Regions from separate parts of the Homo sapiens genome. Here regions 1 and 2 are each linked to region 3. The links are chromatin loops, found by intact Hi-C in ENCODE. Cell type or tissue: CD14-positive monocyte. All regions are shown on one strand.

Region 1 (2,500 bases), 200 kb before region 3:
GTTACGATAGTGATTCCCAAACCTTATCATCCACTTGGATTAAAAAAACACAAGAAAGCATGGGAAAGAGGAAGGAGGATTTCTTAAATATGGCAAAAATAAGTCCAAAATTATCAGTAAACACAATACAGATGAATGGGGTAATTTTTTTATTAAAACATATGTTTTTCATATTGAGTTAAAAACAAAGTCCAAGAAGCATGCATTAATCTGCTCTGGCTGCCATAACAAAGTTTCATACACTGAGTAGCTTACACAACAGAAATTGATTTCTCACTCGTTTGGAAACCGGGAAGGGATATGACAAGGTTCTGGCGAGGTAGGTTTCATTCTCAGTCCTCCTCTCTCAGCTTGTTGATGGCTGCTCTCTCTCTGTGCCCTCACATGGTGTAGAGGAGGGCTCAGACTCTCTTCCTTTTCTTAGAAGGACTTAGTGTCATCATGGGGGCTCCACCCTCATGACGTCATCTAAACTCAATTACGTCTGAAAGGCCCACCTCCAAATACATTTGGAGTTGGGACTTCAACATATGAATTTGGGGATCACAGTCAGTACATAAGAAAGCACATCTGAAATAAAAACACAAAGGCTAAAAGAAAGGAAAAAGATATACTAAATGATTTTGAAACTGAAAAAGCAAAGTAATAACATCAATACTAAGCAAAACAGAACTTAAGACGAAAATCTGCTAAATACAGAATTCTCCCACAAGATAAGTCATGAATCTTCCTCACAACACAACTACAAAATACATATGGCAAAAGCTGACATACAAAAAGAAATAGGCAAATCCACAGTCTCAGTAGGAGAACTCAAAATACTTCCCTCAGAAAGCAACAGATGATGCCGATAACAAAGACAACTTGACAAAATGCCATCACAAGTTGATATTTCTGGTGATGTTGGGGTTATCTGCTTACTGTGTATTTGAGAACTTCTGTTCATCTGTTTGTCAAACTGACCAGCAGGGGGTGCTGGGGAGGGAAACACTCCACAGGGAGGGTGGGGAAAGTTCTCTAAGTCTAGAGGCTCCTGGTCCCCCCATGATCATCATCTATCAGGGGCAAGCACTGCTGATACAGGAGCTAAAAAAATCAATTATTTAGGCAGTTAGTGTGGGTAAGGGAGTCGTTGGTAAGGTTTTCCTTTTAATAAAAAAGCAGCCCCCATCTAATTTTGTTTTCTAACAACAATCAGCCTGAAAAATCAGCTGCAAGCATAGATAAGCAAGCTAAAACTTGCAAAGGGGAATGCCGGCACCTATGCCAATAGAAAAGGGATACTTGGAAGCCAGGCATACTCGCATGTTCAACATGGAGGTGTCCTCTTCTTTTTTTTTTTTTTTTTTTTTTTGACGGAGTCTCGCTCTGTTGCCCATGCTGGAGTGGAGTGGGGCGATGTCGGCTCACTGCACCCTCTGCCTCCCGGGTTCAAGCAGCTCTCTACCTCAGCCTCCTGAGTGGCTGGGATTTCAGGAGCCCACCAACAGGCCCGGCTAAATTTTTTTTTTTTTGTATTTTTTTTAGTGGAGACGAGGTTTCACCATCTTGGCCAAGCTGGTCTTGAACTCCTGACCTCGTGATCCACCCTCCTCGCCCTCAGAAAGTGCGGTGATTACAGGCGTGAGCTACGGCGCCCTGCCTCTTCTTCCCTTTTCTTTGTCTTCAAGTGTTCAGGCAACATGGCGCTGGCCAGATAGAGACCCCATCTGCATAATAAAAGATTAGGATGGGATGGCCAGCCTCTTCGTGCATTCACACCTGGTCCAACCAACCCTCTGAGCCCTGTGTAAATCAGACACTGGCTCCTCAAGCTCATCTATAAAACCAGCCGCAACTTGCCCCAAACCCAGAAACCCGCTCAGGCACCCTTCCAATGCACAGGGAACTCTCTCTTCTTTCTTTTGCCTATTAACCTTCCACTCTTAAATCCACTCCTTCTGTGTCTACATCTTCAATTTCCTTATTGTGAGACAAAAAGCCTCTGGCATTTACCCAAATGATTCTGCTTCACTGCCATCTCTAGCCCAAGTGCCAAAAATGACCACTTTAGCCTGATGAATGCCACGGCTGCTACCATGCTGCTTAGGACAAGCAAGGATACAAAGATGGACTGGGGAATGGTTTATCAGAGAGGCCGCAATGAAAGCATATCCCATGCAACTTTCCACTTCTTAACTTCTGTCATTTTCAAACTTAAAGGTTTTTTTTTTTATTTTTATGTTTTGTTGTTGTTGTTTTGTTTTTAACAGTTTCTATTTCTGGCCCAAAGACTTCTCTTTGTTTTCCTCCTATGACATATTTATTGTTTGTTCTAAAGTCCTTTCCAACATTTCCTATAGTAATTTAGAAGACATGTGTTTGGTTCACATCTTGATCTCCTCTCCACCTAGAATTCTTTTTACTTTCTCCCAGGAAGATTCCACCCCTCCTATTCTGCCAGTTCCCTCTACCTCAAACAGTTGCCCTTTCAGGCAGATAAGCCTGGGCCAGTTCTACT
Region 2 (2,500 bases), 62 kb before region 3:
TCCTTCTGATAGTCTAGATTTTAAAAAACAAAAGAAATCTTAATAGAATTGTCTTTTGGAGTAAAGCCTACCAGTATTAATCAACACCTCATCTCTCCATAGAAAATAACCCCCCACAAAATTGAATGTTTATACTTGATGTGATTTGAAAGTGTGCAATTCCAGCACCTAAAGAATAGTGTAGGTCATGGAGTTTTTAAGAAACTCCAATTCATCTTAGAAGGCTGTGGTAGATCTGTTACCGCTTAGTATAAATCAATCCAATCAGATTTCTAAACTCCTGAGACCTGGCTGATTTGTTACATTGACTGAAATGAAAGCATGGTCTGAGAAAGAGAGTAAACATGTCATTTGGGATTTCAAAGGGTGGAAAATTCTTACCTAAAAAATAAACTCAGGAACTTGGGGTAATATAAAAACAGCTATATTTTGGCACTCAAGAGGCAAAAGCTAATATATGTGATGAAAGAACACAAAGCAAATAAAATTTGACTATTTCAAAATGATGCCTCGGGCAGGTCCTGTATCCAGAAGAGGATGTTCATCCAGGGTCTGGGGCTAAGGTCATCTTAGCACAGCCCAGCTGCCAGCTTCCCTCCTCTGCCGCTTCCCTGAACGCAAACCAGCTTCCCTTATCTAGCCCTTCGTGGACCTGTTAAAAAAGTGATCCCTAAACCTTATCATGCACTTGCATTAAAAAAACAACAAGAAAGCATGGGAAGGATGAAAGAGGATTTCTTAAATATGGCACAAGTAAGTCCAACATTATCAATAAACACACTAACAATGAATGGGGTAATTTTCTTATTAAAATATATGTTTTTCATACTGAGTTAAAAACAAAATCCAAGAAGCATACATCTCTGTGCCCTCACATGGTGGAGACAGAGGAGAGCTCAGACTCTCTTCCTTTTCTTAGAAGGACTTAATACCATCAAGGGGGCTCCACCCTTATGACTTAATCTAAACCCAATTACTTCTCAAAGGCCCACCTCCAAGTCCGTTGGGAGTTGGGTCTTCAACATATGAATTTGGGAGTCACCGTCAGTTCATAAGGAAGCATATCTGAAATAAACAACACACAAGGGTTCACGGAAAGGAAGAAGATATACTAAATGAACGTGAAACTGAAAAGCAAAGTAATACCATCAACACTTGGCAAAATAGAACGTAAGTTGAACATCTGCTAAATACAGAAATTCTCCCACAACATAGGTCATGAATCTGCCTCACAACACAACACAACTACAAACTATACATGGCAAAAGCTGACAGACATACAAAAGAAAAATGCAAATCCACAGTCTCAGTGGGAGAACTCAAAAAACTTCCCTCAGAAAGCAACAGATGATGCTGACAAAAAATAAAGACAATTTGACAAACTGCCATCACAACTTGCTATTTCTGGTGATGTTGGGGTTATCTGCTTATTGTGTATTTGAGAACTTCCCTTCATCTGCTTGTCAAACTGACCAGCAGGTGGTGCTGGGGAGGGAAACACTCCATCTGGAGAATGCTGGCAACTTGTCTCTTAAGTCTAGAGGCTCCTGGTCCCCCTCATGATCATCACCTATCAGGCACAAGCACTGCTGATACAGGAGCTAAAAAGAAATTATTAAGCAGTTAGTGTAGGTAAGAGAGTCCTCAGTAAGGTTTTTCTTTTAATAAAAAGCAGCCCCCATATAATCGCTTTTCTAGCGAAAATCAGCCTAAAAAATCAAGCCGCAAGCATGCTAAAAGCTTGCATAGGTAAATGCCGGCACCTATGCAAATAGAAAAGGGATACCTGGAAGTCAGGCGTACTCAACATAGAGGTTTCCTCTTCCTATTTTTTTTTTTCAGATGGAATCCTGCTCTGTCACTCAGTCTGGAGTGCAGTGGTGCATTCTCAGCTCACTACAACCTCCCCCTCCTGGGTTCAAGCAATTCTCTCCCTCAGCCTCCTGAGTAGCTGAGATTACAGGTGCCCACCATCACGCATGGCTAATTTTTTTTTTCGTGTTTTTTTAGTAGAGGCAGGGTTTCACCATCTTCGCCAGGCTGGTCTTGAACTCCTGACCTCTCGTGATCCACCGTCCTTGGCCTCCAAATGTGCTAGGATTACAGTCATGAGCTACCACGCCTGGCCGCCTATTTCCTTTTCTTTGTCTTCACTTGTGCAGGCGACACGGCACAGGCCAGGTAGAGGCCCCGTTTGCATACTAAAGATTCATGTGGGATGGCCAGGCTCTTCGTGCATCACATAAATAGCACACCTGCTCCAACCAACCCTCTGAGCCCTATGTAAATCAGACACTGCCTCCTCAAGCTCCTCTATAAAACCAACCACAACTCGCCCCAAACCCGGAAACCTGCTCAGGCACCCTTCCAATGCATGAGGAAACTCTCTCTTTGTTCTTTTGCCTATTAAACTTTTGCTCTTAAACCCACTCCTTTGGTGTCCACATCTACAATTTCCATACTGTGAGACAGCAAACCTCTGGCATTTCCCCAGACAAAC
Region 3 (2,500 bases):
GAGCAGCAAGCCCCACAGCCCAGCAGAAAAGCAACGTGGTTGTGGCTACTGAGTGAAGAATCCCTGAAGTTGAAATACATGGTGTCAGCAATAAGGACCTTGCTATTTGATATATAGCTTCGGGCGAACAAAACATTTGAAATTTATTTGATTGAATACAAACTAGTCATTCAAAACTAAAAATACATGTAGCCAATTTCCTTCCCCTTTGCCCCCCTTTAACCCATCCCTTCCCTTCTGCCTCAACCTCAGCTGCTTTTAGAGAAAGATAATTAGAATGCAACTGAGATATCTCTGTCCCCAAATGGGACGGAGGCCATGCACACCTGTGTGCATATACTGGGGAACTTCAGGGAGGGAAGGGCTCAAGCTTATGGCTCTGTTGGATTCAGGTGTCCAAGTCACCATCCTACCCTGTCCTGTAAGAGAACAAGATGTTGGGCACAGGAATGGCCAAAGGCACCAAGGACTAAAGGATGGAGCTGAGGCAGTGTACATAGGGGTAGAAAGGGATCTCTGGGCCTGGGTGTTCACCAAATACTGAGAGGTGCATGGAAAAGAACTGACACTTGTGCTTAGATTCTGACCCTGCAGCAAGGAGTTAAAGGAGGGAAAAGGCTAGCAACTAAGTTTTCTTCCCTCTCTCTCTCTGCTGTCTTCCATTTGCCACCCTAGCTGTCCTTTCCCTCTCACCCTGAACTTCCCTGGGCTCCTAGACAGGCACAATTGTTGGAGCCTGATTTTCATTATGCTCCTACAGGGGGAAAAGCAAACGAATTCAACTGATGGAGTTTAGGTATGATTTGCTGTGAGAGAAAGAAAGCTAAAGTAACGTTATAGATGGAGCTCCTTGGGCGGATTCAAGATACCGTTGTTGTGGAATGATGTTGAGTGCCTTCACTTCCTCATCTCGTGTCAGAGAGGATCACCCTGTTCAGCAACTGCTTCCTGTGGGACATGTAGATCATCCTCTCAGTTTGTTTCCCTGTCCCCTCTCAGTAGTCTAGCAACAACAATATAGACTCTTCAAAAGAATGGGAAATCCTAGCTTTGCTTAAATACAGAAGCGCTCAGAGGCCATTTCCTAGGACAACATTGCCACCTACTGGAGGTAGCCACAAGTACACACCAATAAAGGCAGCTGTCAATTACCCTGCTGCCAAACTCTTGAGATCCACTGCCTGACTCAAGGATGCCTCTTCCATCTGGCATCCCTTTTGGGTCTTGGGTCAACTAAGACTGGTTGACTAACAAAGGGAGAATCCAAAAGGCCAAAAAAGCAGTTAAATGAAAATGGTATATTCAAGAGCTCAGCCAGGGTGGTCTTGGCGTCACATTGGTTTTACAAGAAAAGAAAATGTCAGATGCCTTTCCGGGTGAAATGTTATCTCTTACTTTGTCACCTGAATTATGTTATTTTCCTCCAAGGAGGGTTTACTGTATCCTCCTGATACAGAGTGAAATCAGATCATTAAGGTCTGATTATCAATTAAGAGGTCTGATTATCAATCAGACCTTTTAATGATCAGATTTCAGTCATGGATAAAATCAACTTGAGACTCAGTTGTATAATGCCAAGGCTCTGTCTACCTCTGGTTGGCTTCACTTCTAGAGTGTAGCCTGGAAGGGCCCCAGCTGAGGCCTTGGGATGTTTACTAGTGTCCTCCCACTTCCTGCGTTATCGAATTCAGAACTCCAATTTTTATCTCCTCAGCACTGTAAGTCTTTAGGGCACTCTGCTCCACTTTTCACTGGATGACTCCAATGGGCACAAGGCATGAAACTTAGTGCCATCCTTAAGGATCTAAAGGATACAGAAATGATGCTCCCTGTCATGTATGCATTTAGTTCATCAGTTGTGGAGAATGACCATTCACTATCACAAAATCAACCAACTGGTGGGCCCAGTTGCAGCCACTGTGCCAGATGTGGAATCTTTGCTAGAGCAAATGCACATTTAATCAGGTACATGGTATGTGGCCATCAGTTGAATTAATGCATTCTCTTCTATCTCTATCAGAAAAAGGGATCATAAATAGTTCCACTCACATGGAATAGACAACAGTGTACATGTGTATTTTTGCCCCAGGACTATATTAGATATAGTGTTCCTTCTGTTATAATATAGATAGAAAAGATTTGGACTACTTGTACTTCCTTCAGACCATCACACCTGTCTACTATATCGATGTTAACATGCTAATTAGGCCAGATGGCAAGAAGTAATCAACTACCTTGGAGGTGCCGGTACACATGCATTTCAGGTGACAGGAAATAAACCCCGTGAGGAATCAGAGGCCCCCTAAATCAGGGGCATGCTAAGACCACCCATCCAAAGAAAAGGATGAATTATTGAATCTTGCATACCCCATGAAGAAAAAGAAAGTACACTGCCTGATAAATCTCTTTGGGTTCTGAAGGTAGCATATTCCATGCATGGGTATACTGTTTCAGCCAATTTACAGGGGATGCTATAGGCTGCCAGCCTTGAGTGGGGTCT

Evidence for each region. Peaks named below come from ENCODE experiments on the same cell type or tissue, not always from the same donor. Only the 100,000 strongest peaks of a DNase experiment are listed, where the experiment ranks them.
Region 1: it touches region 3 in a loop (3-fold over the local background); 13 of 110 quality-filtered maps call a loop at or near these places.
Region 2: a loop joins it to region 3, with 6 times the contacts of the local background. A loop is called at or near these places in 52 of 110 quality-filtered maps.

The regions. Positions count from the first base shown.
Region 1 is chr11:58,957,735-58,960,234 of GRCh38, forward strand. The region is part of intron 5 of GLYATL1-AS1 (GLYATL1 antisense RNA 1); the gene reads right to left. Among named protein-coding and RNA genes, the nearest start is that of GLYATL1, 19 kb to the left of the region's middle. In CD14-positive monocyte, CTCF peaks have their summits at 988 (motif pointing right) and 1,188; a DNase peak (open chromatin) is centred at 977.
Region 2 is chr11:59,095,846-59,098,345 of GRCh38, forward strand. It overlaps LOC105369315 (a long non-coding RNA gene), which reads right to left. Exons shown (of 3, transcript XR_007062680.1): 1 at 1,787-2,500; 2 at 1,474-1,601; 3 at 409-1,065. Among named protein-coding and RNA genes, the nearest start is that of FAM111B, 10 kb to the right of the region's middle. RefSeq lists a silencer at 1,192-1,301 and an enhancer at 1,915-2,084. In CD14-positive monocyte, CTCF peaks have their summits at 1,440 (motif pointing right) and 1,640; a DNase peak (open chromatin) is centred at 1,486.
Region 3 is chr11:59,157,549-59,160,048 of GRCh38, forward strand. No RefSeq gene overlaps it. Among named protein-coding and RNA genes, the nearest start is that of DTX4, 13 kb to the right of the region's middle. RefSeq lists an enhancer at 1,194-1,243. In CD14-positive monocyte, CTCF peaks have their summits at 1,110 (motif pointing left) and 1,309; a DNase peak (open chromatin) is centred at 1,033; H3K4me3 peaks cover 923 bases; H3K27ac peaks cover 997 bases.